Linked DNA regions of Homo sapiens: region 2 is linked to region 1. Evidence: read pairs that join two places in POLR2A ChIA-PET (ENCODE). Cell type or tissue: HCT116. All regions are shown on one strand.

Region 1 (2,500 bases):
TATTTTAGGAAGGAATTTCATTTGGCTCACTGATGAATCTGTGCTTAGAACAACACCTGGCACATGAGTGGTGTTCAAAACCTCTGTTGATGGCTTTAGAAGTGAGAATGATGGGTGGAAGGTAGCGACTGGAAGTGGAGGGGTGTGGGGGTGGCAGGAGGGTGGTGTGGGGCTTTTGAGAATTGGTGAAAGAAGAAAAAGCTTGAATAAATGAACAGAAATAAGTTAAAATGATAATCAAAGATCTTCCCTGCTCCCCGCAAAATATCCCCAGGCCCAGAGAGTTTTATAGCTGATGTTAGCAAACTTTCGAGAAGTTCAGAAAAAAAGTTTACTCTTTGTTGGGGGGAGAGGGACAAATAAAACAAAAAACAGGCACATCTTCATGAACAAGATGCCATCTGAGTAGGCCCTAAAGTAAGATTTGAAGCCACGACAGCAACAACTTGGAATCCCCCAGGGAACCTTGTGTATGTCTCCTTTGCACTCATGTTGCTGCCTCCAGAAATGCCCTTCTCCACCTTGCCTCTGGTCTCAGCCCTCTGTCCCCCTTACTAAACCTGCTCTATCACTCTGGACATCCAAGCACACAGTGAGCACTGCATAAATGTTAGCTGCTGTTGGGCTTACTTGCTTACATGTCCGAGTCCCCGGCTAATTTGTATCCCCAGTGCCTGACACCATAGCAGGTATACAAAAAATGATAGAGGAATGAACAAGGCACACAAAAAGCCTAGCAAAAGCTACATATTTACTCTAAAAAAAGCTTTCGGGCACAGCTGCTGTAGGCATGCAAACCAAGGCATCCAGGCTGCGCAGCCCCGAACCCACCCTCAAACTCTTGGCCTCGTGAAATTAGGCAACAGGGGCCCTAGGTGAGCCAGAGGGCACTGAACTTTGCCTCAAAATTAGCGCTTCCTGATATGAGCAAGGAGGTGACAGCAGCCAGAAATCGCTACCCTCCCTGCACCCAATGAAGCTGATAGAAAGCTCTGGGTCACTCAAGGCTCTAAAATGTAACATTTGTCTGGCTGTTTACTTCCCCTTTATGCAGCTCAACTACTTAGATCCTTCTTCCTACTAGTGGGAGATGGATCCCAGTGGTGAGAAAAAAGCAAACCAAGTCCTAGAGTCTCAGGGGTCTTTAAAGCTGATCCGAGGGAAGACAAAGATGAATAAAGATGGAGGAGGAAGAGAACAGAATTTTTCCTCCCATACTCACACAAAAAAGATCTCGAATACCCATGCTTCATCCCCAACTATCACTACTCATGCAAACAAAGCCAGAGAAACCCCTGGATTAGCTACTGCTCTAAGAACTGACTGTGTCTTTCTCCCTCATCCATCAATCCCCTATCAGCCTTCAAACTCAGGTCAAAATTCCATGGAGCAGGAAAGCAGGTAAGACCTGGATTCTGAGTGTGACAAACCACCATCCTCTGTGAAAAGGCCTTGCTGTGAGCCAACAAGACCACAAGCATGAGTCAGAGCCAACAAATGGACATCTTTTGCAGCCAGTAGAGAGACAGTGAGCTTTGCCCATGAACAAAGATGACTCAGTGGAGCCGCAGAAAGGAAATCAACATTTATGGAGTATTATTCTTGGAGTTATCTACAGCTGTATAACAAATTAACCCAAAACTTAGTTTAAAACAAGAAAAATTTATTATTTCATGCTGCTTCTGTGGATCAGGAAGCTGAGAGTGGCTTGGCTGAGTGTTTCAGGGTCTTCCATGGGGTCACAGTCAAGATGTTGACCAGGGCTGCAGTCATCTGAAGGTTTGGCTGAGGCTGATAGAGTCATTTCTAAGTCAACTCATGTACGTGACTGATAAGTTAGTACATGGTTTTTGGCAAGAGGTCTGTCTCACTTCCTCACCACATTTCTGAACCTTTCCAGAGAGCTTGAGTGTCCTCACAAGATGGTGGCTGGTTTCCCAGAGAAAGTGATCCAAGAGAAAGGACAGCAGAAACCACATTTTCTTTGTTTAGAGACAGAGTCTCTGCCACCCAGCTGGAGTGCAGTGGCACAATCTCGGCTCACTGAAACCTCCACCTCTCAGGTTCAAGTGATTCTCCTGGCTCAGCCTCCCAAGTATCTGGGACTACAGGCACAGGTGCCAACACACCTGGCTAAATTTTTTTTTTTTTTTGTATTTTTAGTAGAGATAGGTTTTCACCATGCTGGCCAGGCTGGTCTAGAACTCCTGACCTCAAGTGATCCACTTGGCTCGGCCTCCCAAAGTGCTGGGATTACAGGCGTGAGCCACCACGCCCAGCCCACGCTGTCTTTTATGGGGCCTTGGAATTCACAATCTGTCATTTCCAACACCCTATAAGATACACAGGTAGCCCGATTCAGTATGGGAAGGGACTTCACAGGGGTATGACTATGGGGATGGGAGACTGAAGCCAGCCTGGAGGTGGCCGGCACAGCCACATTGTGGTCTTCCTAACCCTTGATGTAGACCATCTCCTTTCAACCTCAAGACAGCCCTTG
Region 2 (2,500 bases), 97 kb after region 1:
ATAAATGCAATGTGTGATCCTTGATTGGATTCTGGATTAAAAAGCAAAAAACAATACATCTATAAAGGATATTATTTAGACAACTGGCAACATTTGAATATAGACAGAATGTATTTACATATTAGTATTATATCAATGTTAAATTTCCTGAGGATGAAAAGTACATTGAGATTACACAGGAGAGGCCGGGCATGGTGGCTCAAGCCTGTAATCCTTAGCACTTTGGGAGGCCGAGGCGGGTGGATCACGAGGTCAGGAGTTCGAGACCAGCCTGACCAACATGGTGAAACCCCGTTTCTACTAAAAATACAAAAATTAGCTGGGCATGGGGTGGTGTGCGCCTGTAATCTCAGCTACTTGGGAGGCTGAGGCGGGAGCATTGCTTGAACCCGGGAGGCGGAGGTTGTGGTGAGCTGAGATCGTGCCATTGCACTCCAGCCTGGGCAATAAGAGCAAAACTCCGTCTCAAAAAAAAAAAAAAAAAAAAAAAAGAGATTACACAGGAGAATATCTCTGTTCTTCAGAGATACCTATTGAGGTATTTAAGGGTAAATTATCATAGTGTCTAATTTACTCTCAAATATAGTTCAGCAAAAGAAAAAAGTTTATATCTCTATGAAGACAAAGCAATGCTGTAAGATACTCACAACTGGTAAATCTAGGTAAAGAATATACAAGGGTTTTCATTGTATCATTCTTACAATTTTTCTGCAGGCTTGAAACTTTGAAAGCCATGGGAGGGGAGAGAAAGGAAAAGAATTGATCATGTCATAGGCAATAAAACAAAGCCTTCAAATCTGAAGAAAACATACACCCAGAATCACAGTTAGGATCTAGATCTTCATCTTCAGCTAGGACCTAGATCTTCACCCACCACAATTATAGATAATATGTAAAATTTAAGAAATAACAATATCGAGCCAGCCACAGGGGCTCATTCCTGTAATCCCAGCCTTTCATGAGGCTGAGGCAAGTGGATCACTTGAGGTCAGGATTTCGAGGTCAGCCTGGCCAATATGGTGAAATCTCATCTCTACTAAAAATGCAAAAATTAGCTAGGCATGGTGGCACGCGCCTGTAACCCCAGCTACTCAGGAGGCTGAGGCAAGAGAATTGTTTGAACCCAGGAAGTGGAGGTTGCAGTGAGCCAAGATCATGCCACTGCACTCCAGCCTGGGCGACAGAACAAGATTCCATCTCAAAAAGGAAAGAAAGAGGCCAGGCGCAGTGGCTCTCGCCTGTAATCCCAGCACCTTGGGAGGCTGAGGCGGGCAGATCACCTGAGGTCAGGAGTCCGAGACCAGCCATGGCTAACATGGTGAAACCCTGTTTCTACCAAAAATACAAAAAACTAGCCGGGTGTTGTGGTGCTCGCCTATAATCCCAGCTACTTGGTAGGCTGAGGTAGGAGAATCACTTGAACCCAGGAGGCAGAGGCCGCAGTAGCCAAGATTGCGCCATTGCACTCCAGCTTGGGCAATAAAAGCGAAACTCTGTCTCAAAAAAAAAGAACGAACGAACAATATCAGTACATTATTTAGAAATACATAAATACTAGAATATGATATACCTCGAGAAAAAAATGAACAAAGGATGTAAAAGGCCTTAATTTTTAAAAAAGAAAAATACTTGAGATTTAAACCACGTTCATGTATGGGAAGAATCAATATTTCAAGTCTCAGCTGTCTCCAAATAAATCTGTAAATTCAGTGCAATTCCAATCGAAAGCAGAGTGGCATGCTGACAGTAATATTTGTATGAAACAAAACAAAGCCAAGAAATAGGCAAAATAATTTTTACAAGAGCAAAAAAACGAGATAAGGAAATGGCACCAAAAATCAACACTTGTTATAAAATACTAATAATTTACATGATGTGGTTCCAATTCAGAGACAGACCAATGGAACAGCTCAGAGCCTCAAAGGAGATTTACACGAGAAGGAAATAAAATGTACAACAGAAGTCAGTAAGGGAAGGAAAATCTATTTAAAAATGATTCTGGGACAACTGGTTAATCATTGGAGGCAGGGAGGATCAAGTTCAATTCCTACTCATACCATATATTACGTAAGAGGTAATTCTGGGCTGGGCGCCGTGGCTCGCACCTGTAATCCCAACACTTTGGTAGACTGAGGCGGGTGAATCACCTGAGTTCAGGAGTTCAAGACCAGCCTGGCCAACATGGTGAAACTGTCTCTAGTAAAAATACAAAAAGAATTAGTGAGGCATGGTGGTGGGTGCCTGTAATCCCAGCTATTCAGGAGGTTGAGGCAAGAGATTGCTTGAAGCCGGGAGGCAGAGGTTGCAGTGAACCAAGATTGCGCCATTGCACTCCAGCCTGTACAACAAGAGCAAGACTCCATCTCAAAAACAAACAAACAAAAAACACCCAAAACTTGTATCCCATAAAAATACCAAAAGAAGATGGATGCAATACGTATAACCATTTCCTCTTAATCACACTTGAAAAATTAAAAGGCTTGACAATACCAAGCACTGG

The links. Peaks named below come from ENCODE experiments on the same cell type or tissue, not always from the same donor. Only the 100,000 strongest peaks of a DNase experiment are listed, where the experiment ranks them.
Region 2: POLR2A ChIA-PET joins it to region 1 with 5 read pairs; 8 of 35 experiments call an interaction of 5 or more read pairs at or near these places.

Annotation. Positions count from the first base shown.
Region 1 is chr12:123,088,392-123,090,891 of GRCh38, forward strand. All of the region lies in intron 2 of PITPNM2 (phosphatidylinositol transfer protein membrane associated 2), which reads right to left. Among named protein-coding and RNA genes, the nearest start is that of PITPNM2-AS1, 8.3 kb to the left of the region's middle. In HCT116, no CTCF peak of the experiment used is centred here; DNase peaks (open chromatin) are centred at 1,480 and 1,850; H3K4me3 peaks cover 1,382 bases; H3K27ac peaks cover 1,772 bases.
Region 2 is chr12:123,185,761-123,188,260 of GRCh38, forward strand. All of the region lies in intron 13 of MPHOSPH9 (M-phase phosphoprotein 9), which reads right to left. Among named protein-coding and RNA genes, the nearest start is that of PITPNM2, 36 kb to the left of the region's middle. In HCT116, no CTCF peak of the experiment used is centred here; no DNase peak of the experiment used is centred here.